2 separate regions of the Mus musculus genome follow, and region 1 is linked to region 2. A link is a loop called in an ENCODE intact Hi-C map of the cell type or tissue named here. Cell type or tissue: heart. All regions are shown on one strand. Each heading gives the region's core, and the rest is flanking DNA. Links, peaks and the distances in the headings are about the cores only. Region 1 overlaps Rnf216 (ring finger protein 216). Region 2 holds the start of Fscn1 (fascin actin-bundling protein 1).

Region 1 (15,674 bases), core at 4,184-12,183, 55 kb after region 2:
CTGTGCTGTTTCTAGGGATAAGTGGGGGTCTCGAAAGGGCCTAGCTTAGGAAAAAGACTCCATTTCCTCCTGAACCCGTAGAGATGCAAGCTAGACAGACAATGACAGGAGCTGGCAGAATGATTAGGCCATATCAAAGGACCTAAAGTATCTGAGACATACCTCCTCTCTCCTTTCCCTTGTAGGCTGCCTCCCCATAACTAGCAATTTAGGAAAATTACACTTTCTACACACAAACCCTCTACTCTGTTCCATAGACCCCCTTGGAGACACCTCCCTGCTAGAGGGCTCATTGGGTGCTGAGCTGCATGACCAGCTAATTCCTTCAACTTAGCACTGGCACAATGGGCCATAGGAACCTGCTCCTGACAAAGCACTGCTGATTGATGCAGGGACGCCTGGCACCCAGAGCATCACAGCTTTCCCACTGTGGTGGCTCTGAGCAAGCTTTTTTCTTTTATGTATGATGAGCACAGTATAGCTGTCCTCAGACACACCAGAAGAGGGTGTCAGATCCCATTACAGATGGTTATGAGCCACCATGTGGTTGCTGGGAATTGAACTCAGGACTTGTGGAAGAGCAGTCAGTACTTTTAACTGCTGAGCCATCTCTCCAGCCTGAGAATTTTTTAACATAGATTCAAGCCAGCCTTTAAGACACCCTATCCATGACCACAGAGTGGCCAATAGTGACCTGACTGCTTCCTGTGGTATGTATGCTGTACATTTCCACACCAGAGATAGAAAAAGGCCTTTGCTTTGGGTGACAGGATGCTGGTTGAGAGTTTTCAAGATACTTTAGTAAATGCCAGTTTTTAAAACCAGGAAGACTCTACACTAAGGCACAGATTTTCAGCTCTGGGAGCTGGGAGCTGCGGCAATTCTAAGCAGCCTGAGGTAACCAGCAGCAGTAAGTGCCAGTTGAAAGCAGCCCCTGTTAACTAACGGGCCACACCCTTACCACGCCATGCTGGCAATCCTCAGTCCTGGCCTTGTGGCAATGGTCTGTGGTCCCGGCTATCCATAACTCTTCTTCTACACATCATCCTTTCACATTATTTTCCATATTTGGAGAAAACTGACATACATACTGCATCTTGGGGGTCTTATTCTAATCTGAGCATATATAAAATATGGCATACATCTTGTTTCGGAGCATTTAAAAACTGTGGTTCTAAATGCACCATCTTTGAACAAGTAGCACACAGCAGCTCTGTAGCCCTCCAGCACTGATGAGCTGCTTATCATCTGAAATCCAAACGTCTGCTCGGCCGGCCGGGAACATGCTTAAGCAAGATGATTGCAAGTTAAGCTCTAGGCCACACAGGTAGCACAGCGAGAAACCATCTCAACAACAACCTCCTCTGTACAAAGCTGTCCCCACGAAGGTTATGTGAATTCAGTGTGCACAGCTGGCAGCTTTGCACAAGTTTTTCTGCTTCCTGTAACTCTGCTTTCTTACCTATCTCTCCCCATGGAAGTAAACAGAGTTAACTCACTAGCAAAACATTTGTCTCCCAGAGCAAGGGGAGATTAGCTGAGAGTAGCTAAAGTCATAACCAACCTTTGTTATTTGTATTTTATTATTGTTATTACTGCTATTTTTCACTGTGTGCATGACACGCGTGGAAGTCAGAGGCCAGCTTGATGGAGCTGTTTTTCTTCTTCTACCACACGGCTCCTGGATCAAACTCAGGTTATCAGGCTCAGCAGCAGGGTTCCTTTACCCACCAAGCCATCTCACTAGACCATTTCACACTATTTTTAGGCTTGCTGTTACTTAGAGCTTAAAATACTTACATATATGTGTGGCTTGCATATATGTCTGTGTACTACACTAGCTCCTGGTGCCTAGGGAGTCCAAAGGAGGAAGGCAGATAGATTCCCTGGAACTGGAGTTACAGATGGTTGTGACCTTCTGCAAGAGCATCAAATGCTCTTAATTGCTGAGCCATTTCTCCAGCTCCAATGTTGATAATTCTTTTAAAAAAACTTTTAGCATTTATGGCATATGGCTGTTTTGACTACATGTATGTATGGGCATCACATGTGGCCTCTCTGGGACTGAGTTATAGATGGCTGTAAGTCATCGTGCGGGTGCTGGGTCCTCCAGAAGAGAAGCCAGTGCTCTTAGATACTGAGCTATCTCTCTAATTCCCCTTTTCTCCCTTCTCTGAGACAGGGCTTCTTTGAGTTACAGTCCTGGAACTCACTGTGTGGATCAGGATGGCTTAAAACTCACAGAGATCTGCCTGCCTCTTCTTCCCAAGTGCTGGAATTAAAGGCATGAGCTACCAACTGTCCGGCTAATAATTTTTTAATATTACAACATTTATTGATTGACTAAGTCATTTTACTCTAGAGAAGAACATGTTGGTGAATTGCCTAAGCTGTAAGAATTTCCCTATTTTAGTTTGTGATTATTATCTGTGTGTGTATGTGTGGTGTGCAGGTCAGTTTTCCCCCCTCCACCTTTTGGTAGGTTCTAGGGACTGAATTTTGTGCAGCACAATCTTTCCCCATTAACTATCTCATTGGCTCTCTTTCAGTTTTTCATTTCTCTTGTATATAGTCTTCTGCCAAAGATAATTTACATTTCCTTTAAAAAAAAATCTATTCACTTATTTGTATGTGTGTGCCCCAGGGCATGTGTGAAGGTTAGTGGATAACCTGGGGAGTTGGTTCTGTCTGTTATTTTTCTTATTCTGCTTCTAAGCAGGATATTTAAAGTTACCCATTGGTTTCCCAGAGGTGCTTCTTACAGTCTGGACAGGCATTCCGTACGAGCTGTAAACCTCCCACCCTAATAGTAGACAACGTGATCTGTCACACTATGCAGTGCTCCAGTGGCACTCAGACTTGCCACAGTTCAGAACCTCGGAGCCACTCCGGCCCTGTCTCTGGGCCCCCAAAGGCTAAATCTGGTGGTCCTGTACCTCTTCTATGCCCCTGTAGCTTTCGCTACACTACTGGGTCACTCTGACTAGTCTGAAACTACTAAAATCACGAAGCACTGTTTCATACTATATTAGGGCATTTCTGCTCAACAGATTGGTTTTGCCTCCATTTCCTAGTTTAAAACGAAGCAATGGAGCCTGCAGACATGCCTCCGTGGTTAAGAGTGCCTTTTACTCTGGTACATGATTGGGATTCAGCCCCTCGTACTGACATGGTGGCTCACAAGGATGTGGCACTCCAGTTGCAGGGGATCTAACACGTTCTTCTGGCCTTGGCAGACAGACACCAAGCACAGAAGTGTACATACATCTATGCAGGAAACCATAAAATAAAGATAATAATAAAAAGAGAGAATGAGCCGAGCGTGGTGGCACATGTCTTTAATCCCAGCACTCGGGAGGCAGAGGCAGGCGGATTTCTGAGTTCGAGGCCAGCCTGGTCTACAGAGTGAGTTCCAGGACAGCAAGAATTACAAAGAGAAACCCTGTCTCAAAAACCAAAAGAGAGAATGAAGAAATGGCTCACATCTATAATCCTAGCTCTTGAGAAGCTGATGAATAACTGTGTCATCACTTCAGTAATACAACATGCTTTGCTTTGTTGTTTTGAGATAGGCTCTTATATAGCCCAGACTCTTACCTCAGCCTCCTAAGTGCTAGGATTATAACTGCTGTAGCTGCTACCTGGTTTTTTCTTTCTTTTTTCTTTTTTTTGGTTTTTCGAGACAGGGTTTCTCTGTGTAGCCCTGGCTGTCCTGGAACTCACTCTGTAGACCAGGCTGACCTCGAACTCAGAAATCCGCCTGCCTCTGTCTCCCGAGTGCTGGGATTAAAGGCTTGCGCCACCACGCCTGGCATCTTTCTTTTTTCTTTATAGACAGGATCATTTTATTTTAAAAAAGATTTCCTTACTTTATGTGTTTGCTTGTTTTGTCTACATGTATGTTTGTGTACCATAGGTGTGGCGTGTCCTCCAAGGCCACAGATGGTATAGAAACCTCTAGAGCTGGAGTTCCAGGAGGTAGTGAGCCAACACTGGGTGCTGGGCATGGACCACAAGTCCTCTGAAGAGTAACCAGTGATCCTACCTGCAGTGCCACCTCTCCAGTCTCCCTGTGATACAGAGTTGGTCTCATACAGCCTAAGAGGTCCTGGAACCTGTGTGTAATTGAAGATGGCCTTCAACTTCTGATTTCCTTTGACTTCTTCTTTGATGGGAGTATAGATGCTGACCAACACTAGTAAATCTCTCCTTCCCAGCCCCCAACCCCTCTCCCCTGGACCAGGTTTCTCTGTATAGCACCCTTGGCTGACCTAGAACTTGCTTTGTATACCAGGCTGGCCTTGAAGTCATACACATCTGCCTGCATTGCCTCCCTGAGTACTGGGATTTGCATGCCTGGCATTATTAAAAGTTTTAAAAATGATTTTGTGTATGATTGTTTTGCCTGCATTTGTATCTGTAAACTGTGTGTGTTCCTGATGCCCACAAAAGTCAGAAGGATGCATGGGATCCCCTGACTGGAGCCAGGGACGGCTATAAGCAACCATGTGGGTGCTGGAAACTGAACAGGCACTCTGCAAGAGCAGCACACGCTCACTGCTGAGCCATCTCTCTAGCACCCTATTGTTGTTGTTGCTGTTATTTTATTAGACAGGGTTTCTCTGTATAGTTGGTTTTCTCAAGTTCCTGGCTGTCCTGAAACTTGCTTTGTAGACCAGGCTGGTTTTGAACTTAAGAGAGCCACCTACCTGCCTCTGCTTCCTAAGAATTGAGATTAAAGGTGTGTGCTAAACTGGGCGTGGTGGTGCACGCCTTTAATCCCAGTACTCGGGAGGCAGAGGCAGGCAGATTTCTGAGTTCGAGGACAGCCTGGTCTATAGAGTGAGTTCCAGGACAGCCAGGGCTACACAGAGAAACCCTGTCTCGAAAAACCAAAAAGGTGTGTGCTACTTCTGCCACCCGGCTTTTTAGTATTCTTTTGTGGTTTGGGAGATTTAATGCAGGGTCTCTTGCATGCTAGGCATGTGCTCTAATAATGGTATTTTTCAAAGTTTAAATCAAGAGTGAAGGTTTTGAGTCCCTTCAGTCTGTTAACATCTAACTGCATCAGTATGGTGAATTACATTAAGAAGGCTGCTAATATTAAACTACCCTTGCCTTTCTACAATATACTGTATCCTAGAATTACAACATGTTTATTTGGCTTTTCTTTCCTTGAAAAGATTGTTGGGATAGGGTCCCCCTACCTAGCCCAGGTTGGCCTTAAACTTGTAACCCTCCTGTCTCATCCTCTGAGTGCTGAGATTAGAGGCATGCAGTCGTGTTTGTCTGTAGGCTCCCCAGAACTCTGTAGCACTCTGTGCAGTGAAAGCTGTTGGGTTTTGGTGGCAGCAGTGTGTTGTCTATAACTCTCCCTTGTCCTGTATAACACTCCAGATGGCAGAGAAAATGTTTATCCCCTAAGTGACTGAAGTGATTTGTCCACAAGACTTTTTTCTTTTTTTGAGATGGGGTCACCCTCTCTTGCTTAGTGATTCTCCTACCCCAGCCTCCTGATAATGGCTACAAGGCATGTCCACCACACTCAGTGTATTTCAAGGTGAGTGTTTTCTGATATTCTCCGTTTTCCCTGTGGCTATTGGTTTGTATGTTTCTATGAGTCTGAACCTGTCACGTAAATACAAAGTACTTTTCATTACAGGAATGTATTGCTCTTTTCTCATATATGGAAATGGACTGACACGCATCTACTCACAGTGGGGTCGGTCCACAGGGAGCACCTGGAACATTCTTGGCAAGGGGCTCCTGGAGAGCGAGGATGCTGGCAGAAATGGTCATAGCCATTGATAGAAACTCGACAGAGGTAGCACATCTGGGCACCACAGCGGCAAGACATGCGGTTGCAGCCTTCAGACTTGATGAGGCCAGTTCCACACTTGTGACATTTTCTAATCCGAGCAGCAGTCATTTTTTCTTCACTGAGAAGAAAAGAAAAAAGCAATTGGAGTTGGCAGGGAAGGTGGGGCCAATAAATGATCATGGCCACTAAGGTTTACTATTTCCCGTATGTAAGGACGGCCTGAGCCTTTCCGAGACATTCAGACAGTGGAAAGGGCCCATGTTTTGGAGTCTGAGAACTCGGCTCCAAGTTTATCAACTGTACTACCTTGGATAAATTTCCCAACTGCCTGGAGACTCAGTTTCCTCACTTTCAAATTGAGGGCATAATATTCTCATGTAGTTTTGGAATTCAGATAAGATATAAGGCCATCTGACATGATGTGTGGCATTTTTTCATTCTAGGACTCCTGCAGGCTGTCAAGAGGGAGAAGAAACTCGGCTCCTTCCTAAACCAAACCTGGTCTGTGCAAAGCTAGTGATTTAAGAAGTGGGAGCCAAGTCTATATACACTGGATCTCTGAATACTTGGTCTGGGAGTAGGCAATCCCTCTGTTGAAGGAGCACACGTCCAAGCTCACACTCCTACAGTCCCCCAATAGCGAGACTGTTTCTAGAAGCATTTCAACTGATAAGGAGGGCCCACTACTGCCAGGATACTTCTTACTGTGTTGGTATTTTGTATTGCTGCTCCCAACTACAAACCGACACCCTTCACCTTTCTCTGTTACACTGAGGGCCTTGAAGACAGAGGGAAGGGAGGCAGGATCAAAACAAATTTGCTATTGAGATAAAGGGTGGGTGGCCAGCTACAAAGTGAAGCAGAGAGGGTGTCCAGCAGGATGTGCTGCGATGTAAAGGTGAGTGCAATCTAGGCAGCAAATGCTTTCACTGTGTGCACTGCAGCTACTCACACTGCAGCAGTTTGTCACTTAGACACCAAACTATGTACCAAGAACAGTAAAATGCAATATAACACTGGCTGCTACTTATTGAGGTCCAATCTGCTAGTGACCTGAAATGAAGAAAAGCAGAACTTTAGCTTGGAAACAATCTACACCCAGTTCAAGTTACAGAAGAACAAATGATTTCTAAGTTTTGTTTAATAGGAGACCAAGTTTAACTAATTAATCTTTTGAATCAGGGTGTCACAAAGCCTAGGCTGGCCTGGAGCTCACCACTTGACTAGGCTGACCTTGAAATCAGAGAGATCCATCTGTGTCTGCCTCCTGAACTGGGACCCAGTGTGTCCAGGAGACTAGACTCTATTACTACTGCCGGCTGGGAGTAGCACAATGAGTTTAGTTACTGAGCAACTGTGAAGACACTTCTTTTTTTTTTTTTGGTTTTTTGAGACAGGGTTTCCCGTATAGCTCTATAGCTCTGGCTGTCCTGGAACTCACTCTGTAGACCAGGCTGTCCTCGAACTCAGAAATCCGCCTGCCTCTGCCTCCTGAGTGCTGGGATTAAAGGCATGTACCACCACGCCCGGCTCATGAAGACACTTCTTAATGTTGCTTCTTAAGATGCAAGGAGCTGCTGGGTGGTGGCGGCACACACCCTTAACCCCAGCACTTGGGAGTTCAAGGCCAGCCTGGTCTACAGATTGAATTGTAGGATAGCCAGGACCATACAAAGAAACCCTGTCCTGAAAAACCTCCACCACCACCACCACCACAACAAAAACAAAACAGAAAAGGCCAGAATGGGCCTATATAAGAAAGGACTGCGGCTGTATGGAACAGAGAAGCCACAGCTGCTTTTTGTTGTTAGCGTGAACTATACAGGAAAGAGCCTCACAGGATGTGCTTCCAGAAGCAGGACAGGAAGAGAAGCCTAAGCCGAGGCTGTCTCTGTCTGCTGATCTCATGTTCAACAGGAAGACTCATGGACATCCTCTGTGCAGCCAGCTGACACCCCACCAGTCTGTCACTACTCGTGCTTTACTCCCCAAAGACAACGGGAAGTAATCTTGGGGGCTTCCTTCTCTCTCCACTCTCCACACCTTCTCTTCCCAACCAAAAACATACTCTGCAGTACTGGCTGGTCTGGAACTCCCTATGTAGACAAGCCTGATTTCAAATTTATAGAGACCACCTCTTTCTCTTGAGTGCTGGCATTATAAAGAATTCTTAAAAAAGAAAAACAAACACACAAACAAACAAACAAACAAAATTTAAGAACTACGGTAGGGTTGGAGGAGATCGTTTAGTTGGTAAAGTGCTTGACACATACAAGCATGAGAACTTGAACTGAGATTCCCAGCACCCATAAAAAAGCCAAGTGTAGCTGTGCATGTCTGTTAGTCCAGTACTGGAGAGGTAAAGACAGGACCATCCCTGGGGTCTGCTGGTCAACAAGTCCTGCTGAATTAGCTGAGTTCTAGGCTCAATGAGAAACCATGCCTCAAAAAAAAAAAAAAAAAAAAAAAGGCTTAGAATGTGGGACGATTGTGACCAACCCTGAGGACCTGTGTCCCTGGGACCCAGATGGTAGAGGCAGAGAAGTGATTACTCATAGTTGCTCTTTGATTTTTCATAAGCCATGTGTCTGTATACATTTTTTTTTTCATTTAAGAGACAGGGTCTCATCAGGCCTTTAATCTCAGTACTTGAAGCAGAGACAGGCGAATTTCTGCGCTCTAGGCCAGCCTGGTCTACCGAGCAAGTTCCAGTAGAGCCAGAGCTATACAGAGAAACCCTGTCTCAAAAAACCAGGGACAGGGTCTCATTGTATAGTTTTGGCTGGCCTTGAATTTTGTATGTAAGCTGGGCTGATTTCCAAATCACAGAAATCCATTTGCCCCTGCCTCCTAAAGCTGGTATAAAGATGTATCTACCATGCCCAACACATAATTAAAAAAAAAATGCCTTATTTAATCTTAAGTATATGAGTGTTCTGCTTGTATATGTGTGTGCACCATGTGCATGCCTGGTGCCCATGGAGTTTAGTCTGATCTCCACAGACTCAAGTAATGGGAGGTAAAGAGTGACCCAGCACGCAGCTGCTAGGGAAGAATACTCGGTCATTTTATGTCAACGAGACACAAACTAGACTTAGCTGAGAGGAAGGGACCTGAACTGAGAAATTGTCTGTATAAGAGCCAGCTGTAGGGCATTTCTTAATTATCCATCTATGCAGGAGCACCCAGCTCATTGTGGGTGCTGCCATTCCTAGGCTGGTGGTCTTGAGTTCAGTAAGAAAGCAAGCCATGAGGAACAAACCAGTAAGCAACGCCCCTCCATGGCCGTCACAGCAGATGCTGCCTCCAGGTGCTTTTCCTGACTCCCTTTGATGATGGATCTGGAAGTGTAAACCAAATAAACCCTTTCCTGCCCAAGTCACGTTGGTCCTGGGGATTCATCCCAGCAATGGGACAAAGAGCAGTGTGCTCTTAAATGCTGAGGCACTGATCTCATCCAAATAAAGATATTTTTCAATTATAAAAAGATGGAGAGAGACAAATGAAGAGGCATCTACACACATACAACACATAACTCACCCATCCCCCCCCCCCCCCCAATCATTCTGGTGTAGTCACCCTAACAGTCACTTTGCCACCACTCCTGACTCATTTTCTTAAAGAAGTATGTACTGAAATGATCTTGCTGGTTTCATGATCTCTGTCTATTTGGGCTGAGACCAGCTCTGTGGGAGAACATTTGTCAAGCATGTGTAAGGCCCTAGGTTAAATTTCTAGAATTGAGAATCCGCTAACAAAGGAATACCTGCCGCCACAAACCCAAAGCACTTCTCTACTTTTTCTTGGCTTTTAGCAGTTTGACTCTCATGTGTCTTGTTTCAGACTTAAAAAGTACTGGTTCATGTCCCTAAATCTGAAAAGTTTTCAGCCATTCTTTATTCAAATATTCTCTGGCCCCTTTTATACCCTCTGAATAGGAATATACCAGATAATGGGTCATAGGTCCCTTAGGGTTCATACATTGCTTTTCTTTATTCTTTTCTTCCCATCTTCCCAACTGGATAATGTCAGGTAAGTCTGATTCATCACTTTTCTCAATTTATTCATTCTATGTGTACTAAGTGTTTTGTCTTCATGTATATTAAGTGTACCACTTGTGCACACAGTGCCCTCAAAGGCCAGAAGGCAGCACTGGATCCTCTCCTCCCCAGAACCTGAGTTGGAGACAGCTGTGAGCTGCCACATGGGTTTGATTCAAACCTGGGTCATCTGAAAGAACAGCCAGTGTTTGTTACCCATGAGTCATCTCGAGCTTCTTTCTTTTTTGTTTTTTTGAGACAATGTCTAATGTAGACATCAAATGTGCTATTTAGCTGAAGATGACCTTGAACTCTAGATCCTTCTGCTCTGACATCCCAAGTGCTAGGATTACAGGTGTGCACCTCTGTAGCCAGTTTTCCGCAGTGCTGGGAAGTGCAGTCAGGACACTGCACACAAAGCAGACCCTTTACCAATTGAGCTACACTGCTAGCCTGTGCAAATCTGTTATCACATTTTCATAGTTCTTTACTGAAGCTCAAAGTCCTTTGTCGTTTTCACTGGTGTCTTGATGACACTCTTCACTTGGTTAGTCACTGTGGAACTGGTTTCTTCTGTCCATGGTTTCTTTTACTCTGACAAAGACAATAGATCTTCATTTTTCAGGCAACGAGCACTCCAGTTGACTGCTCATCACTACCTCATTTGCTTTTTTTTGTTTTTTTTTTTGATACAGGGTTTCTATGTGTAACCTGGGCTGTCCTGGAACTCACTTGTAGACTAGGCTGTCCTCAAACTTAAGAGATCTACGTGCCTCTGCCTCCAGAGTGCTTGGATTAAAGGCGTGTGCCACCATTGCTTGTTGAATTTTACGTATTTGTATAATCAATCAGTCCACTGCTTTTCCTCCTGTGAATAGGCTACATTTTCCTAATTTCTTTTTCTTTTCTTTTTTTTCTTAAGATTTATTAATTATTATATATAAGTACACTGTAGTTGACTTCAGACACACCAGAAGAGGGCGTCAGATCTCATTATGGGTGGTTGTGAGCCACCATGTGGTTGCTGGGAATTGAACTCAGGACCTTCTGAAGAGCAGTCAGTGCTCTTACCTGCTGAGCCATCTTGCCAGCCCATTCTCCTTACTTTCTTTAAATGCCTTGCAAATTAGTGTTGAATATTGAGTATGTTTAATACTGTCAGTAGAAACTGCAAACAGAAGACTGCTTCTTGGAGGCCTGGCAGTTGCTGAGGTTTTGTAAAGCTCAGGGCTGGAACTGAGAGATATTTTTAAGATCTAGAGCCAAAAGCATAGAAAAAAGAAAAAAACCAGAAAGGCAGGCAGTGGGTAGACCTGCTGTCCCGATCCCTGTGGATGGCTCTATTTCTGCACGCCTACGATGCTAAGGCTACTCAATTCTTGCTGGCCTTTTACCTGTCATTCACAAAGCCACAACTAGAAGCTTACAATCTTGTAGGATTTGTCTGAAGTGTGGCACCCTGGTCCCTGGTCATTCACATAGCCTTTTTCGTCTCAGGCTGCTGTAACTAGTCTATGTCTTAAAAATCCTCAACAAAATCCACAGGGAAGCTGTTCAGCCCCAAGGTTTATACCTGGCAGCTTCTGCCAGGCTAATAGTTGCTTTAGTGGAAAGGGTGTACTTTTTCAACTTAATTCACCACCATTTTCCTTTAAGTATGTAGTTGGTTGATTGATTGGTGAGTGCTGAGACCGAACCCCTGTGCTCGCTCGCTCAGGAGACCCTCATTTACTCCATTAACTCCCCATCTTGATTTCGTTAGTCAGGACCCGAGCTGGAACCCAGATCATTACTGACTCCACCTACTTCACATTCCCACCCATCCGAGTCCTGCCAATTTTTCTCTTTACAAATTTCCCAAACCTGCTGGGCATGATGGCACACACCTTCAATCTCAGCACACATGGGGCAGAGGCAGGCAGATCTCTTTGAATTCAAGGCCAGCCTGTTTTATGCAGTGAGTGAGTTCTAGGACAGCCAGGACTATGTAGAGACCCTATCTAAAAAAAACCCAAACCAACCCCTCACAAAACACCACCACCACAAACAACAACAATAACAACAACAAAACCAAAACCCACCACCACTACTAACACTAAATCCACCCCTTCCCTCTTCAGTGTCATTACCTTTGTTAAGGCTCTATAACATGACCCTGGAATATTCTAGTGGTTTTCTTTTTTCTTTTTTCTTTTTTTCAATATATAAGTCTTTTATTCTCCCCAAAGAGCCCAAATTGTACTTGTGATCAGGATCTTGTTTCTGGAACTAGGAAACCAAGGCCTCACTCGTTGGCCTGCCGCACAGTCCCCTTCTCACACACACAGATGCTGTCCAAAAACTTTGAGATCCTTGTTTTTAACTGCTGTGGCTTGCTGGATCAGAAACAAGTTCAATGTCATTTCCTTTGAGGATTAATTCATCCTTCTGGGCTTGAGAGACAGAACAAACAACACCTGTCCTCATCCGAACACTATGGATGGATGAATTTCTCACCCAAGAAATTTTGGGTTTCAACCAAAGACCTTTTCCTGAATAATGATGTTGAATGGGAAGTGAGCATACACAGACCTCATCTTGTAACAGAAGCCCAGTGTGACACCTTGATCATGTTCTGAACATGACGGCAGATGGTTCTGACAGTGGCCAGTTCCTTTCTGTTACCCCACCATTTGTTTTTTTTTTTTTTTTTTTTTAATAGATGTATTTTTTTTTTAAAGATTTATTTATTTATTATATGTAAGTACACTGTAGCTGTCTTCAGACACTCCAGAAGAGGGCATCAGATCTCATTACGGGTGGTTGTGAGCCACCATGTGGTTGCTGGGATTTGAACTTTGGACCTTTTGGAAGAGCAGTCGGGTGCTCTTACCCACTGAGCCATCTCACCAGCCCTACCCCACCATTTGTTAACCGGGAGCCTTTTCTCTTTCTTTCTAAGAAGACTCAGTTCTACATTGATGTGATTGAAGTCCCTCCACAGAGTCCTCCTGAGGCCCTTCACAATAACTGTGCGCCCCTTCAGAGTGATGTCGACATTTTCTGGAATGTCGACAGTCTCATTGCTGAGAACGGTCTGCATCCTCGCAGTAGATGGGGCAAAGAGCTGCAGTGGTTTTCTTTTTTTTTTTCCTTTTCTTTTTTTTTTCAGAGAAGAATCTTTCCTGTCCATGCTGGTCTTCCACTCACTAAATATAATATGGAAGAGTTGAAGTTCTGTTATAGAATACTGTCCTTAGCGAGGCATGGTGGTATAAGCCCAGCACCAGGGAGGCAGAGGCAGGTGAGTGTACATAGAGTTCCAGGAAAGTCAGGGCAGCACAGAGAGACAATTGTCTCACCTCCCACCCCACAAAGAATGCTGTCCTTTGAGCATAACAACAGAATAACCTTCACTATTTCCATCTGAGTGGCTGTGAACACCCACAAAGGATGCTAACCTGAGATTCCAGCCACTCCTTCCTCCACTTTCTTCTAGTCTCTATGTGAAATAGTTGCAAAGTCTTAGAGGTGTAAGAGATGTGGTGGCACATGCCTTCTGTGAATTTGAGGCTAGTCTGCTGCTTGTGTGCATGTGTGTATATATGTGTGTGTGTGTGTGTGTGTGTGTGTGTGTGTAAGATGGCTCTAACTGAAGGGTTGGACTTCATCTATGCAGGTACAAGAAATAGCTTCTAAGGTGAGACTTTTGGTGGGATGGCTGTTTTGGGATTTATCCATCCTCTATAAGCATGCCCAATAAATTCATTTGTTCCCAAGATGGTACTTTCTAGGGCGAGTAGCTGTTCACATGACAACTCATTGATTCTTGTTGAGACACAGTCTCTCTAAGTAGTCCTAACTGAATCTTACTTTGCAGACTATCTGTTCTAGAACTCACTGAGATCCTCTGGCTTCTGCTGCCCAGATGCTGAGACTAACAGTGCTCACCAAACAACTTCTCATCCTGTTGCCTTTACCTTCTGAATGCTGGAACTGCATTCAGAATACATGCTGGGCTTACACTACCATGCCTCGCTAAGGACAGTATTCTGCAAGTAGGCCACCATGCATGGCTCTCTTTTAGCCTATTTCTGTTAAAACTACTTGCTGTGTAGTCATGAACTCTAAGGCATCAGGGCCTCACACTAGTTTAGGAGCAACTGATTGTGGGCCAGACACTAAGCACCTCAGCTCCTTTGTGAAAGAAATATCACTGAAGTCCCCTGACAGCGACACCTTCAGACCCTGCTCTAAGCTAGGCAGGCAGTAGAAGTGAGTGTCAGAAAGTATTCTGCAAGCTGTCTTTATCAGAAGGCACAAGATGATAAGCTGAGCCAGCACTTGGGAGGCAGAGATAGATGGGAGGACTTGTAGGTCTGGGGTCAGCTGGGTTGTGCGGGGAGCTCATGTGAAAAGCAGACCTTCTATGGACCTGATCTGATTGGGGTTCTTCTGACAACTGGGGGACTGTGGATCTGGCAACAGACACTGCAGACTCACTGCCAAATTTTGTTAATGACAGTGGCAAATGCTAAGTAAGAGCTAAGTACTTTTGCCTGAAACAAATGATGCCAAGGACAGATTTGCTTGAAAATATAAAGGGCTTTAAACAAGAACAACAAAGTATGGCAAAATAACTGCTGGGGCTTATTAACTAGTGTTTTTGCTGTGGACACCTGAAATTTGTGTGTGTTGCTGAGTATCCCACTCAAGCCTCACACTTCTATGCAATCACTGAACTGAACCATCACTTGGATGCTTAAATATTTTCCTAAGATAGAGAAAGGTGGGGGGCTGGTGAGATGGCTCAGTTGGTAAGAGCACCCGACTGCTCTTCCGAAGGTCCGAAGTTCAAATCCCAGCAACCACATGGTGGCTCACAACCACCCGTAATGAGATCTGATGCCCTCTTCTGGTGCGTCTGAAGACAGCTACAGTGTACTTACATATAATAAATAAATAAATCTTTAAAAAAAAAAAAAAAAAAAAAAAAAAGATAGAGAAAGGTGAATTTTTAAAAAAGCAGCTGGGGCTGGAGAAATGGCTCAGTGGTTAGGAGCACTTGTTATTGCAGGACACTGGGTTTGAGTCCCAGCACCAACACCGTGACTCGCAACTATCAATAACTCCAGCTCTACGAGGTCCCAAGCCCTCTTCTGACTTTCCTGGGTATCAGGCATGCACAGGTGTACATATATTGACACACAGAAGCAAGCTATCTGTACACATAAAAACATTTTTTAGAAAAAGCTATCACAGCTTTCATCATTACAAAGTTAAGGTGCACTTTACTCTGATCCCCACTGCTGTAACAAAGGAAAAGAGGTTTATTTTGCTCACAGTTCTAAAAGTTCAAGAACATAGCAATGACATCTGCTTGACTGTGAGGACCGTGAGGTTGGTGTTCACAGCAGCAGGAAGCAGGTGGAAGCGAGCACATGGCCACCCCTCCTCTTTGGCTGAGAGGTCTACGCAGGCCTGGCCGTGAACTCATCATTCTCTTTGCCTCTGTCTCCCGATGGCTGGGATATCATCTGCATCAGGTATGCACCATGATGCAGAGGGCTGTTTTGTAACTTTTTTTTCAGCTTATTTAGACTGTCTTCTCACTTGCAGCCAAGGCTAGTTCTGAACTCTAGGCAGTCCTGCTTTTCCCTGCATACGTTAGGTAAGTACTCTACCACTGTGCCACATATCCTAGCCTCAGTGGAAGTTTATTCTTTTTTGTTGTTGCTAAGAAAGCCTGATGGGACCACCTTGGTTTTGTGAGAACTACATCCTTGTCCAAAGGTAGTGCCCTCACCCTGTATGACCTAATTTCCTTTTGGTAG
Region 2 (15,674 bases), core at 4,310-12,309:
ACACAGAGTTTCTCTGTGGAACCCTGGCTATCCTGGAACTCTGTATACCAGGCTGTCCTTGAACTCAGAGACCCTCTGCCTCCCTAGTGCTGGGTTAAAGGTCCCTGCCATCACCGTGAAACTTAAGCCCAGCTTCTCATTTGGTGGCTGGAAATTTGCCTGCTTCTGCCTCTCTCCAGCTGCCTAGCACTGATGTCTGGTTGAGAGCAGGGGAAACTGAGGTGCCGCTAGGACAAGATCTCATGCAACCGTGAACAGCCCTACTGAGCCATCCTCCTGGGACAGCCTCTCAGGCCAGGCCTTCTGTGTCTTCTGCTATAGTAGCAGTACAAAGTTGACACAACCTTGCTCTTCCCAGCAGCTGGGAGTTCCTGAGAAGTGTAAATGAGGTTTCCAGGAAAGCCAAGAGGTGAGAGACTGAAAAGTTGGAGGGATAAGGGGGTGCCCATCAAGCTGCAGTGGAGACTTGTTATCTGTTGCGCATCCCTGACATCTCAGCAGGAGGATCAGGAGTTCAAGGGCATCCTCAGCAACATAGTAAGTCTATGGAGCTAGCCTGGGCTACACAGATGCCATTACAAAAAAAAAAAAAAAAGTAAAAAAAAAATCTTGGGATATGGGGGATGGGTGGGTGAACTGTGTAGCCCAGGGAGTCACTACTGGTTCCTTTGGAAGTCCCTGTTCTGCATGGAGATCATGGAGATTCTGGGGACACTCCAGGAGTCCTCCTTCAGGGAACTAAGTTGGGGAGCAGGGCAGCCTATCCTGTGGCCTTATTTCCTGTCTGGTGCAAGCGCCAGGCAAGGCATCCAGCCAGGAGCGACTCAGGCCTGACCTCCGCTAACTGTTCTGTTTTGTGCTGCACCCTCATCTCAGCAGGGATCAGGTGGCACTTGGGTCCCCAGGGGATCCAGGGACACAGTGTCCATGTCCCCATCTTTCCCCACAGGGACCTGGGGCAGGGCCGAAGAGGAGACCTCGTGATGTGTACAGGTGTAGCTCATCCCTCCGAGGACTCAGGGGACACTTGGGGAAGGTGTGACACAGAGCAGGCTGGAGCTCTGTGCGGCTCTTTATTAAGTGTGCCTACAACAGGGGCAGAGACACAGCAGCGACAATGATAACAGCCCACTCCCAACCGAAGCTCAATGGTTACCAGACTCAGCCAACTGCAGAATTCCAGTCCATAACGGCACCTCCTTTCCTTTCTCAGGAGCTTACCAGAGAGGTCTCACCCCAAGCCTTCACCCCATCTAGAGCAAATGCTTATATCCCCCATGTTTGCTCAGAGCAGAGCATGGAGGGACCTTCCTGTCACCAGAGGCAGAGGCATTCTGTATACGTGCATACACGCCTCTGTGTGTGTGTGTGTGTGTGTGTGTGTGTATTTGGTACAGATCTAAGCATAGAAAATTGAAAAGCATTGAGGTTGGTGATTGAAAGGCTCACTGATGGGCAAGTCGGGTTCGAGTGCGCTAACTGTATGACTCTATGGATCCGAATATCATGCTGTTTTGGAAAGGAATGAGGGAGCTACTGTTTCTAAGGAAGAGAAGAATGGGCACCAAGACATAGGGAGGGAAGGTGGGACAGTAAGCACTTACAGCCGAAGCCCAAGACCTGGAACCCAAGGGGAAAAACAGGTGTGGCCAGGCTTGGTGGCACGCGCCTTTAGTCTCTGAGTTCAAGTCCAGCCAGGATTACATAGCAAAACTTTCCCTCAAGAAAAAAAGGTAGGGGCTGGAGAGATGGCTCAGTGGTTAAGAGCACTGACTGCTCTTCCGAAGGTCCCGAGTTCAAATCCCAGCAACCACATGGTGGCTCACAACCATCTATAATGAGATCTGACGCTCTCTTCTGGAGTGTCTGGAGACAGCTACAGTGTACTTACATATAGTAAATAAATAAATCTTAAAAAAAAAAAAAAGAAAAAAGGTAGAGGAGGAAGAGGAGGAGGAGAAGGCAAGACAAAACAACTAACTACATAGCTGGGGGAGGTGGTGCTTGCCTATAATCCCAGCACTTGGAAGGCTGAAAGAGGAAATCAGGAGTTCCTATGCAGCTTTGGCTTATGTGAGCCTTTCTCATAAAACCAAGAGCAAAACAGCAAAACATGAGGTGGTAACTCAGCTGGAGAGTGCTTGTCTAGATTCCCTCAGTGAGGGGCTGGGGTGTGACTCAGTGCCTAGAATCCCCCAGTGAGGGGCTGGGGGCGTGGCTCAGTGGTAGAGCCCCTGCCTAGAATCCCCCAGGGAGGGGCTGGGACGTGGCTCAGTGGTAGAGCCCCTGCCTAGAATCCCCCATTGACGGGCTGGGGTGTGGCTCAGTAACAGACTGCTCACCTAAGATGTTCAAGGCCATGACTTTCATTGAAAACATCACAAAACAAACAAAACCATCAGTGAGGTTGAATGTGTATCCATGTTTGCTTGTCTCCATTTAAAGAACACCTGGAAGATCTCTAGCTGCTGGTGGAGGCGGGAGGGTGAAGGCTGCTTCATCCTTTGTATTTGAACTGTGTGGCTGTGGGTGTATTATCTGTTCCCAAGGACTGCACATGAAATGAGAACAATGAAGGCTTCGGTTCTGCTGAGATGAACCTCAATTCTCCACAGATGATCTCACCCAGAGCCAGATGGAAGTCCCCCAACATTTAAGCCTCTGTTCTGAGTGCTGGACCCAAACTCATCTTAAGGGAAAACCCAAAGAGCCTTTCTGTGGTTTCCTTCCACAACTGTCTTTCAATGTGTGTATGTGTGCACGTGTGTTTGCTTGTGTGTGTGTGTGTGTACTATGTGCATGTGTGTGAGCATGTGTGTATATGTATGTGCATGAGTGTGTGTGTGTGTGTGTATACATGTGAGCATGTATGTATAGGCCAGAGGTTAGTGATGGGTAACTTTCTCCAGAGCTCTCCACCTTAGTTTTATTGTCTGTGTGTGAGCGGCTGTGGGCACTGTACACCACAGCACATGTGTGGAGGTCAGAGAACAACTTGTGGCTGTCACTTCTCTCCCTCTGTGTGGGTCTAAGACCTGGATCCAGCGCTTTCGCTTGCTTGAGACATCTCGTTGACTAGCTCCTCCGTTGTTAACACAGGGTCTCACTATGTAGGTCCAGTTATCTTGGAATTTGCTCTGTAGACCAGGCCGGCATCAAACTCAGAGATAGACCTGCCTTTGCCTTCAGAGTACTGGGATTAAAGGTGTGCACCACTACCACCCAGTTTAAAATTCTAAAAAGATTTGTGGGTGCAGGGATTTGAGGAGGCCAGGAGAGACTGTTGGATCTCTGGGAACTGGAGTTAGAGGTGGTTGTGAGCCCCCACGGGTGCTGAGAACTGAACTAGGGTGCTTGAGAGGAGCTCGCTCACTGCTGAGCCCCACCTTAGATTTGAGTCCCTCGTACTGAAGCTGAGTTCAGTGATTTGACTGAGCCGACCGCTCAGGGTGGGCTTTTCGATGTGCACCACAGGCCTGGCTTTATAGGTGAGGTCATGCTTGCACAACTGGCCTTTCTTTTGCATTTACGTGTGTGTGTGTGTGTGTGTGTACATGAAGTGAGAGGGGGCAGTATGGGAAGGGTCAGTGGACAACTTAAGGGAGTTGGTTTTGCCTTCCATCATGATGGTCTAGAGACTAAATTCAGCCCCTCAGCCCGGGAGCGTGCCTTTACCCTCCGAGCTCCCAGCTTTGGGTTTTTGAGGCAAGGTTTCATATAGCTTAGGCTGGCCTGGCATTCAAGGTCATCTCAGAGGCCTAGGATGACCTTGTGTTGTCGGTTCTCCGGCCTTTACCTCTGGTGTGCTGGCGTTTGCCTTACCACACCCAGGCATCCCCCATAGCTTAAGCCTAAAGCTCTCGGATGGCCAGCACGCCCATGCCCTGACGTGAAGTTCAGTGACTAATCAATACAGAGCGTTCACGGAGCCCTGACACATAGCAGCATTGACTTAACCTTAACAGCCTGGTGTGTAATGAGGCCAACTTGTCCGATTCTGCCCACGATGCGATGCTCTGGGTTAAACAGGTTTGAACAGAGTACCGGATGGCAGAGAGGGCACCCTCAGTATCGGGTTTTGGCTGTTACTGCTTCCAGTCTTCTGACCTGCTCCCTCAAGGCTGGTCTTAAACTCAAAGCAATCCTCCTGTCCCTGCTTCTCAAGTTCTGGAATTACAAGTGTGACTCACTGTACCCAGGAATATGTGTCTTTATTACAGAGGAAGGAGAGCTCAGAGAGTGAGAGTAACCTGTGCAAAGTCCCACAGCAGGAGAGGATGGCTGGCTATCGGCCGCGAACTTGGTGACCTTTCCTGTGACCTCTAAGGGAGGAACTAGATGTCCCAGCAAGGATTCTAGGGACTTGTCAGGACTGACCTTTGATGATGGGAAAGCCATGCCATCTCCCCTTCCCCTTTGATGGTCGCTGGAGGGGTTTGCCTGGGACAGAGATGCGTTTGGACACAGATCACCGTGAAGACTGGTCAGTTTCAGTACCCTGCCCAGCCTGTGGCTGGGAAGGGCCAGGGGCCCAGATCTTGTGGGCAGCCTGGGGTAGGGCCAGCATTCCAGGGGCCTGCCTGGCATGTGGGGAATGTCCCAGGAGAAGTCTCAGTCCTCCAGAAACTCAAAGGGAAGTGTTCTTACGTGGGGTGGTGTGTGGTGGGAGGTGGGAGGTGGTGTTTGTGGGAATGTCCCTCTGGTCTGGAACCCTGAGGGGCTGCAGTTAGGAGGTACATTGGGGCTGTGCCATTCTAGGGAGCTGACCTGCTTTTCTGATGTCTTCATAAACAGAGACCACTATTCCTGCCTTACCTACCCTGCTTCCTGGTAGACCAGCACCCCGGGGCTTGAGCATCACCACAGTAGGGACTTTTGTGGGCCACTGACTTGGGCCACAGTTACCACAATTTATTTAGAGTCAGCAAGGTGGCTGTACTCTATGCTGACCCGGGAATAGAAATCTCGGTTTCTGCTCAGGAGGCCCAGGCTACAAGGCCTTGAAAAACCCTGAGGCGGGCGGGGCAGGTAGGGCTCTGCATGCGCCTCTCTAGAAATTAACCTCCTTTCTACCCCAGACCCTTCTGGCGTCTCTGGCTTCTTCAAGGACCGGCTCTAAGGCTACTTCCTGGTACACCCTGGACCCTCCCTCCATCCTGAAGGGATCATTATCTTAAACCTGGTCCTTCCCATCGACTGGGTTTGGGGGTAGGGGTGTTTCAGGATGGCCTCAGAGAGCAGGAGAAAGTTGGAGATCAGCCAACTACTGCAGAGCACGACTGTGGAGGAACAGTTAAATGGACTAGCAAACACGAACGGGCCAGAGGCAGAAGGACTGCTATGAGTTCGAGTCCAGCCTGAGCCACACAGATACTTCAAGCCTAGTCTGAGTTACAGAGTGAAACCCGGTCTTAAACCCCAGAAAAACACTCCGGGGAAGCGCAGGGGACCGGGCGCGCGCTGCAGAGCCCCCTCCCCGGCAGGCCCGGGTAGGGGCGTGGCCACGGTGACGTCATCCTCCTATAAAACCCTGGGCGCCGCCGGGCTGGCTTTGTGGAGAACTGCAGCGGGCTAAGCCGTGTTGAACAAAGGAGGTCGGGCACAGCTATCCAAGCTCCCGGGGCCACCGGGCCGCCCTCCGCCACCATGACCGCCAACGGCACGGCAGAGGCTGTGCAGATTCAGTTCGGGCTCATCAGCTGCGGCAACAAGTACCTGACAGCCGAGGCGTTCGGGTTCAAGGTGAACGCATCCGCTAGTAGCTTGAAAAAGAAGCAGATCTGGACGCTGGAGCAACCTCCCGATGAGGCGGGCAGCGCGGCCGTGTGTCTGCGCAGCCACCTGGGTCGCTACCTGGCCGCCGACAAGGACGGCAACGTGACCTGCGAGCGCGAGGTGCCCGACGGCGACTGCCGCTTTCTCGTCGTGGCGCACGACGACGGCCGCTGGTCGCTGCAGTCCGAGGCTCACCGGCGCTACTTTGGCGGCACCGAGGACCGCCTGTCCTGCTTCGCGCAGAGCGTGTCGCCGGCCGAGAAGTGGAGCGTGCACATCGCCATGCACCCGCAGGTTAACATCTACAGCGTTACCCGCAAGCGCTACGCGCATCTGAGCGCGCGGCCGGCCGACGAGATCGCGGTAGACCGCGACGTGCCTTGGGGCGTCGACTCGCTCATCACCTTGGCCTTCCAGGACCAACGCTACAGTGTGCAGACGTCCGACCACCGCTTCCTGCGCCACGACGGGCGCCTTGTGGCACGGCCGGAGCCCGCCACGGGCTTCACGCTGGAGTTCCGCTCCGGCAAGGTGGCCTTTCGCGACTGCGAAGGTCGCTACCTGGCTCCGTCCGGGCCCAGCGGCACCCTCAAGGCTGGCAAGGCCACCAAGGTGGGCAAAGATGAGCTCTTCGCCCTGGAACAGAGCTGCGCTCAGGTGGTGCTGCAGGCGGCCAACGAGAGGAACGTGTCCACGCGCCAGGGTGAGTTGGGGACATGTCCCCTCCCTTGGGTCCTGACCCAGTGCACAAAAGCATCTCTGCACTCCTTCTATTTCCCTATTTCCTCCTGGGCTCCCTTTAGGCTCACAGGCCTCTGGGCTCCGCCATGAGGAGGTGGGCTTCTATTTTGAAAGATCTGATCTCACCAGATAGCCTTGGCTATCCTGGAACTCGCTATGTAGACTGGGCTGGCCCCGAACTCGCAGAAATCTTCCTTCCTGTCTCTTGTGCTGGGAATAAAGGCATGTACCACCCCTCTGTTCAGGACGTAGGCTTCTTCTGCTGGGAGAAGGTGACGTGGGGAAGTGGGTAAGGCCTAACACATTCTAAAGCAATACTGTCCACCACCACCCCCCCCCCCCCCGGCTGGGGGCGTGGGACTCCATAGACCTAGCTTAGATCTTCTCCGTTTCCTCTTCCTTCCCAGTCTGAGCCATCCCCATTCATGAGCCGATTCTTTAGGATAGGCTGTCCCAGGTCTTGGAGAGGAAGGGTTCCCCCTACACCCCCCCTTGTTCATTTCCTCGTGCGTCCTCTCCCGTTTCGCGGGCCTTTGGCTGGAGGGCCAGGGGACAGTCACCCCTGCCCTCCCCGCCTTAAATGGCGAGATAGAGGAGGTTGGAGGGGCTTTTGATCCCGGCGGGGTGTGCTGGGCGGGGTCGGCCCTGCGACTCTTGGTGGTGGTGGGGTTGTCCGTAGGGGCTTCCCCTCCCCCACTCCATCTCCCCTCGCTAAGGCCTGGCGCTCCGGGCCGCGGCCTTTGTGAGCAGGGGGGCGGGTCGCCACGGCTGGGCCCTCCCTCGTCCCCTTTGTCCTGCTAAGGCTCTGCAGATGGGAAAACCAGATGCGGCGGAGCTGGGGGAGGGGATCGGCTTAGGCGGGTCCCTCTGCGGAAGAGCCACCCCCAACCCTCCAGGCGTTGTCCCTGGTCCAGGGTTCATTGAGAAGGCGCGGAGTGAAGCCGCCTGGCTCTTCCTTCGCACCCCGGCTGGCAGGCGGCGTGGCGCGGGTGGCTGCGCGCCAGGCGCCCTCCCTGCCCTCCTATGCACGCCTTGCGGTCCGGCACTCGGCGGAGTGTCCCTCCAAAAGCCTCTACTCTCGAGTGAACCGGTCCCCAAGGCCTCTCTGGCTGGGAACAACCGTTTGCAGCTCTATTTGTCCCCATCCAGGGCCTCCAGCAGGCTGGCAGGCCATTTCCGACCGGCATGGGCATGGTACAAGTAGGCGCCTCCTTTCTGGCGTACCCCCGACTCTTCAAAGGGTCTTTGCTGCCTGCTGGTAGGGGCTTGTGAGATCTCGCTTCCTTGGTTGGGAAACTGAACCCCAGGCTTTGGAGATAGCTGGATGGGAGCCAGTCTGTGGGGAGGAAGACCCCCCTCCCCCAATGCAGAGGGCAAAGCCTTGGGTGGGGCCTGCTTGAGTTTGGCTGAATAACGCTCAGAAAAGTGCGACCATTTGCTTACTGTTACACAGTAAGTCAGCACCATGCTGAACTGGGTGTACTTGATGCCAGAATGTTCTCTCATTATACACACACACACACACACACACACACACACACACACACACCAATGAACCATGGCCTCTCTTGTTTCACAGTGCTGGGCGAGGGGGTCAGAGTTCCCACCTGTTTAGCAAACATTGAGATACGAGCTGCGGTAAACGTCTCTTGGGAATGTGACTGGTATGTAAAGCAGAAGATTGGGGGTACAGGATCGGGGTAGTAGATTATAAAGATCTGGGGTCCCTTCTGAGGACCCAGGAGCTGCCCCAGGAGAGTGAATAGAAATGAGCATGCACCAAGTTTATGGACTGGTTTTGCAGGCAGGGGCCTCAGCAAAGGCCCGGAGGCAGGGAGTTGCAAATAGAGAAGCCCTGCATAGCTAGGAGGAAGGCTGGGATTGGAGGGAATCCTGCAGATGACGAGTACTCCAGAGCCTAGAGAGACCAGCTCTCTGCTTACAGAGCTGTGGCCGAGGCTTGTGCCCTGGGGAAGGTTAGGCAAGGCACAGGTGACTTGGGCCCTTGGGGCCTGAAAGGAGCTAGAGGGTGTGTTTTGCGAGCCTGGACAGGTACCCTTTTCTGAGGGTGCCATGATTGTGCATGATTCACACTGATGCGGCAGGAGGGGGCGGGAATTGAAGGGGTGAGAATCTGATGGGAACTTGGGGTCACACACAGTCAGACCTCTTCTGCCCTCCTATGTCTGGGTCCAAGTCTCATTCCCAAGTCAGCCAACTCCTCCCCCGGCTTTTTGAGGGTGAGCTGTTGGGTGGGTGTGCCGGGGAGGCCATTTTGGGCAGGCTTGCGTGGCAGGGAGGCGGGGCTGGGCTTCGGGGAAACACGTGTTGAACTGCTAGCCAGGAGTAGGGAGAGGGAAGGCTCAATCTGGTCTGGGGTTGTGAATCTTCCATGCAGATTTGCTGCTTCCGGCTTCCTGGCCTCAGTTTCCCCATCTGAAAGCACAGAGGTACATTGAGCCAGGATCTTCCTGGGAGGTGGAGATCCTATGAGAGTAGGATGGGGGGTAGTGGGTAGGGTCTTTTCCTCCTTGCTTCTCATGACCCTCCCAAGCCCCTGCTGGCTCAAGGAGACCCCGTGCTATGTCTCCCCACACTGCCCACCCTGGCTTACTTGTTGGGTTCTAATGCTTTCAAAGAATTTTGTCCCCATCATTTCTAGGGCGGCTGGCTAAGAATGAGTGACAGGTGAGGCTGGGCTTTGTAGGGTATCCTTTTGACGGCTTCCCTCTTGGGTCGAGGAATGGCTTAGTTTTGAGCACTGTACGACTTTGGGCGGTGAAGTCCTGGAGGGTTCTAAACTAAGCCGCCTTCTGGGTTGTGAGGATTGCTTATTTCGAACAACAACGCTAGGGAGTCTGGCAAACAGCTAAGCCCAGGAAGGGGGTTGCGGGTTAGAGGACCCTCTGAGTCACCGCAGAGACGCCTAGGAAGCTGGAAGACAGCCACGCCCCCTCCGTGGGCTCCTAGGAGCCAGTGACTCAGGTTTTCTGTGCTGCTGCTGCTGAAAAAAAAAAAAAATCCCACAGAAAACCTGTTACCATAGCAACGCAGCTCCAATATGATTCCAAGGCCAAGTGGGGCCTTTCCCCCTGGCTGAGCCTTAGAGGGCCCATTCTGGAAGGGGGCTAACTTCCCTTTCCGGCTGAGGTGGGAGGGCCCACCATCTCCTTGGCAACAGGCCCTCACGTCCTTTCACGGTCCCAACAGAATTGAGAGGCGATTCTTTTTGGCAAGGGAGGGAAACTGAGGCAGAGAGCGGAGAAGACATTCCCCGAAGGGTGCCTGGAGTCCACCTTTGGTGCCTTGGTGGCCTCTTTATTAAAAAGTGGTTGCACAGGCCCCTTTGTTCCAGTACCTGGAGATGAGACCCACATGGTGAGGCCCTTTTTGTTCTCTGTCTGGACGTCTCATTTTTCAGAGGTACTGGGAGGTTGAAGGTTGGTGTATGTCCACAGCACTGTGCTGTCTTGAACTCAGTGCGCATGACATCTTGGGCCAGGGCCTCTCCTTTGTGTGAGGGAAGCTAGCATGCTGGGAAACTCCGACTCCTTTAGTCCACCCACTTTAGTTGTAGTTTTTGTCTTGTAGCCCATCTGGCTTCCAACTCTCCATCCTCCTGCCTCAGTCTCCAGGGTGCGGCGATGACAGGCATAGGTCACCACAGGCTTCTGGCCTCCACTTGATGGTTGCCGGAGTGGCTGGGAGTGGCTTTTCTTTTCTTTTCTTTTCTTTTCTTTTCTTTTCTTTTCTTTTCTTTTCTTTTCTTTTCTTTTCTTTTCTTTCTTTCAGGCAGGGTTTCTCTGTGTAGTCCTGGCTGTTCTGGAACTATGTAGACCAGGCTGGCCTCAAGTGCTGGGATTAAAGGCGTGTGCCACCATCTCTTAGTGGGGTTTTTATTTGTGGGAATGTGGGGATAAAACCTGAGGCCTGGGCGGTGGTGGTGCACGCCTTTAATCCCAGCATTTGGGAGGCAGAGGCAGGCGGATTTCTGAGTTCGAAGCCAGCCAGGGCTACACAGAGAAACCCTGTCTCTAAAACCAAAAAAAAAAAACAAAAAACCCCAACAACCTGAGGCTTTGTGCAGGACACATGCTCTACCACTGAGCCACACCCCAGCCCCTCACTGGGGGATTCTAGGCAGGGGTTCTACCACTGAGCCACACCTCCAGCTCCTCACTGGGGGATTCTAGGCAGGGGCTCTACCACTGAGCCACGCCCCTAGCCCCTCACTGGGGGGTTCTAGGCAGGGGCTCTACCACTGAGCCACGCCCCTAGCCCCTCACTGGGGGGTTCTAGGCAGGGGCTCTACCACTGAGCCACGCCCCCAAAGCCAGTTTTTCTTTCTTTTTAAAAAAAAATACATTTTAAATCTAATTACCTTTATCAGTGTGTGTGTGTGTGTGTGTGTGTGTGTGTGTGTGTGTGTGTGTGAGAGAGAGAGAGAGAGAGAGAGAGAGAGAGAGAGAGAGAGGGAGAGAGGGAGAGAGAGAGAGAGAGAGAGAGAGATTGGGACTGACTGGTCCCAGTTCTGGCTTTCCCTGACTGTTCCATTCCCCGCAGTGGGCACGGTTAGATCAGGTGGGGTCACTTAGGCTCGCTAGCATTGGGTGTGGCTCTTTTCTGCCCAGTATGCTGTGCTAACTCAGCTGTCCCTGCACGTGGCAGGTCAATTACAGGTAGGCTGAGGGGACAGTGGGTGACACCCTGTATATGTGTAGCCAATTGTTCTCTTAATATTTAGCCATCCCTAGTGTGGGCCAGGGGCAGGAGAGCCATTTCTGCCTGAGAAGGTTGAACAGACTACAGCCCAGAGCTGTGGCCTTGGGGTGGCTGTCTAGCCTGGGATGGCCCTCCTACTCTCCTCTGTGCTTCAGTGGTAGATCCTGTGGAGGCACTGGGCCAGGGTCCTTGGGGACCTATCATGGAAGCCATGTCTGCTGATCCATATGTCTAGAAGGGGAGGCATCTGTCCATCCCCACTCCTGAAGTCAAGGGACCCCTTGGTCTTGCAGGGTGACCTTGGGCCAAGGCCAGCCACCTCTGAGCTCCATCTTCTGCTTTGTGAGGTAGAGGTAAGAGCCTTTGGCATTGACAACACAGATAGAGACTCGGTTGGGTCAGGGTGGCATTGGCTGGCATACTCTTGGGTGTAGTGTCAACTAAGGATGAGTTCCTAGGGGCAAGGCTGAAGGTGGCATCTACCATCCCATACCACGTTCTGCTGCCTAAGGACGCCTGAAGACAACTGTGAGACTGGCAGTGTACACTGCTTCCAAGCTGAGGACATTGTTAGAATCCCAGATCCTTGAAACAATGAGTTTATCTTGTTAGGACCCAAGATCCCACTCCTAGGTGGAGTCAAAGCCTTGGGAGCGGCACCTTATTGGGGCTCAGTGAGGTCATGTGACATGGAAACCATGTAGTGTTACTATGTAGCAAGAAGTTAGAAAGCCATGCAACAAACCTGTAATTCCAACTCCTGAGGCAGAGGCAGGTGGATCTCTGATTTCAAAGGTAGCTCCAGATACACTGTGAGACCTTCTCAAAACAAGACAAGCAGACTGGAGAGATAGCTCAGAGGTTAAGAGCACTGGCTACTCTTCTAGAGGTCCTGAGTTCAATTCCCAGCAACCAGTTGGTGGTCACAACCATCTGTAATGGGATTCAATACCCTCTTCTGGGGTGTCTGAGGAGAATGACAGTGTAGTCACATACGTAAAATAAATAAATCTTTAAAAAAAGAAAAGAAAAATGAAAAGGGAGGGGGGTGATGGAGACATGGCTCAGACAGTTTTTTGTTTGTTTTGGCTTTTTGGTGTCTTTTCTTCTTTCTTTCTTTCTTTCTTTCTTTCTTTCTTTCTTTCTTTCTCTCTCTCTCTCTCTCTCTCTCTCTCTCTCTCTCTCTCTTTCTCTATCTTTTCTCTTCTTGTCTTGTCTTGTATCTGTGTAGCAGCCCTGGCTACCCTGGAACTCACCTATAGGTCAGGCTAGCCTTGAACTCAGAGATCAGCCTGCCTTTGCCTTCCAATGCTGGGTTAAAGGTGTGCTCCAGCACTGTCCACTCTGGACCACTTGTTCTTGTATTCACCTAGTTCTCACAGGGTGGCTCATGACAGTTCCAGGCGACCTGACCTCTTAGGGCACCAGGCACATGTGCGCATATTCATACACACAGGCAAGACGTTCACACACGATACATACAATACAAGACGTATCTTTCTAAAAATTAAAGAAAATAAATGAGAAGCGAGAGGGAAAGGAGGGAGAGCCACTGTTTGGACTGGACCACCACTGGCAGGGAAATGCCAGAAGGTTCAGACAGCATTCAGGGTTTGTGGCTGGTGGGGGCAGGGATAAAGGAGGAGTTTTCTAAAGGAACATGTGGTCTGTGCGTGTGTGTGTGTGTGTGTGTGTGTGTGTGTGTGTGTGTGTGTTACTAGGGGTAGACTCCAGGGCCTTCCACCATGCTGGGCAAACAATTTACACTGAGCTATATTTTCGACCCCCTCTTTATTTTATTTTTATTTTATTTTATATATAGCTCTGACTGGCCTAGAACTCATTATGTAAACTAAGGTGACCTCAAACTCACCCATACTCAAATGAGATTCACCTGCCTCTGCCTCCTGAGTGCTAGAGACAGTCATGAAGCACCACGCCCACCTTCTCTTTAAAAAAAAAAAAAAGCCTATTGCTTTTGTTTTTATTTTTGTCTGTGGAGGGTGGTGCCCACACCCAGTGGTGCCAGTTTGGAATCAGTTCTCCTGCCCTATTCTACCTAGGGATCGAACGCAGGTGGGTAGGTTTGGCAGCAGCTGCTTTTACCCCACGAGCCATCTCGCTGGCCTGTAGCCCTTTGTGTGTCTGTCTGTCTGTCTGTCTGTCTGCATGGAGTGGAGTCTCATGTAGCTCAGGCTGGCCTGCGAGTTATGATCTTCCTGACCCTGGTATCCAAGTGCGGAGACTGCAGGCTCACTCTGCCACGCCCTTTTACACAGTTCTGGGATGGACTCTGCATGTCAAGTGAGTTATAGCCACGGCCCTATTTTATTTTATTATTTTTGAGATCGGGCCCCACTCATCATGGAGGCTAAGGTCGGCCTCCTGAGTGGTGGGATGACAGGCGTGGGTCGATGTGCCTGGCTCCTACTCTATTCTTTTACTTTCACACATACCCACTACAGGAAGCGAGTAGCGAGCCCCCTTTTACCAGCACCCCGCCATGTGACATTCCGCAGAACCAGCGCCATCTGTGTGTTTATTCAATGGTTTTGGTTGTATTTAAAGCAAATTCCCCACACTGGTGCTTCTTACCCAGAAACGCCTCCATCTGTAGCTACAAAACCAGGCCATTCCTTACATAACGGCAGCGTTGCCTAACTGGAACCGATCTTTAAGACCCAATCCAGGCCCACGGGAGAGTTCTGCTAGGCCTTAGAACATCTTTGTGGGTGGTTCGTTTGAAGTTTGATGGCTTCCTTCCTCCCCTGCTCCCCTTTCTCCTTGCCATTTTGGGCACTAGAGTTTAAAGAAACCCGCCTGCCACTGAACTAAATCCCCAGATTTTTTTTTTTTTAAGTTTTTTTCGAGACAGGGTTTCTCTGTGTAGCCCTGGCTGTCCTGGAACTCACTCTGTAGACCAGGCTGGCCTCGAACTCAGAAATCCACCTGCCTCTGCCTCCCGAGTGCTGGGATTAATGTCTTATGTATCCCAGACTGGTCTTGAACTTGTGGTCATGCCTGGAGTATCCTATTTTGATTGTTTATGTGTATACCCCTAATATGGATGTCAGAGATTCATATCATATGTGCCGTCTTTGGTCATCCTCCATACTTTTGGGGGATGTATGGGGGCAGGGATGGAGTCTAGCCTGGGCTGTGGTAACACACGCTTTTCATTCCAGCATTAAAGCAGAGATAGGTCGATCTCTGAGTTCTAGGACAGCCTGGGCTACACAGGGAAATTCTGTCTCAAAAAAAAAAAAAACAAAAAGAGAGAAAGAAAGGAAAAGAAATAAGAGTCTCCCTATATAGCCCTGGCTGTCCTAGAACTTATTATGTAGACCACGCTGGTCTTGGACTCACAACAGAGATCCATCTGCCTCTGCCTCCTGAATGTCCACTCTCTGCTTGGAGACAAGAATCGCTCAGTGGCCCGGATTCAGGGATTCAGCTAAGCTGGCTGGTCCCTGAGCTCCAGGCCTCCATCTGTCTTGGCTTCCCTGTGACAGGATTATCGGCTCATGCCACCGCGCCTGGCTCTTACACCATTCCTAGCGATCTGAATTTAATACTCTATGGTCAAGCCATCCTTCAATGCTCCCTCCCCTCCTGTTGAGACAGAGTCTTACTCACTCGGTAGCCTGGGGTCCCAGAACTCACAGTTAGTCTCCCGTTTGTTTCCTGAGTGGTGAGATCGTTCCTGGCTAGCCTTGGCTGCTGATTTGGTAGCCTGGTCCCGCCCACTGCTTAGGATTATCACTGAGGAGTTTAAGCCACACTTCAGGAAGCCCTGTGGATCCTGGAATCTGAGTGAGACAAGGGTCACACAGTGGCCTGACCGGCTCTGGTCTCTCTCTGCAGGAATGGACCTGTCAGCCAATCAGGATGAAGAGACCGATCAGGAGACCTTCCAGCTGGAGATCGACCGCGACACAAGAAAGTGTGCCTTTCGCACCCACACGGGCAAGTACTGGACACTGACGGCGACCGGAGGTGTGCAATCCACTGCGTCCACCAAGTGAGTGACACCCTACACCCCTTCATCACCTGGCCTGGCTCTTCCCCCAGGACTGGGCAGCCTGCTCGATGCCCCCACGTTGCCAGCCCCTCTTCTCTTCCCCAGGAACGCCAGCTGCTACTTTGACATCGAGTGGTGTGACCGCCGGATCACTCTGAGAGCCTCCAACGGCAAGTTTGTGACCGCCAAGAAAAATGGCCAGCTGGCCGCCTCGGTGGAGACAGCAGGTAGTCACTTGGGGGCACGTACCCTAAGCCTGTTTCCCTAGTACCCCGTGGTCAACCATCAGTCCCACCTGGACCTCTCTGTGTGTTCAGGGAATCCCTGTAAGCTGGTGTACCCTCAGGCCAGCAGCCTGTGACCCTTAGCTTCTTGGTATCCCTCTCTGCTGAGCCATTCCCTGACTGGCCCATCT

What was found. Hi-C counts contacts between places; a loop is a spot of excess contacts. Peaks named below come from ENCODE experiments on the same cell type or tissue, not always from the same donor. Only the 100,000 strongest peaks of a DNase experiment are listed, where the experiment ranks them.
Region 1: a loop joins it to region 2, with 5 times the contacts of the local background. A loop is called at or near these places in 3 of 42 quality-filtered maps.

What each region holds. Positions count from the first base shown.
Region 1 is chr5:143,009,908-143,025,581 of GRCm38, forward strand. It overlaps Rnf216 (ring finger protein 216), which reads right to left. Exons shown (of 17, transcript NM_080561.4): 15 at 5,717-5,939. Among named protein-coding and RNA genes, the nearest start is that of Gm43380, 21 kb to the right of the region's middle. In heart, for the core only: no CTCF peak of the experiment used is centred there; a DNase peak (open chromatin) is centred at 7,744; H3K27ac peaks cover 1,476 bases.
Region 2 is chr5:142,954,803-142,970,476 of GRCm38, forward strand. Fscn1 (fascin actin-bundling protein 1) reads left to right here and starts at 5,553. Exons shown (of 5, transcript NM_007984.2): 1 at 5,553-6,478; 2 at 15,103-15,259; 3 at 15,365-15,486. The coding sequence starts at 5,647. In heart, for the core only: a CTCF peak has its summit at 5,549; DNase peaks (open chromatin) are centred at 5,559, 7,359, 8,239, 8,769 and 1 weaker place; H3K4me3 peaks cover 5,439 bases; H3K27ac peaks cover 5,528 bases; H3K27me3 peaks cover 49 bases.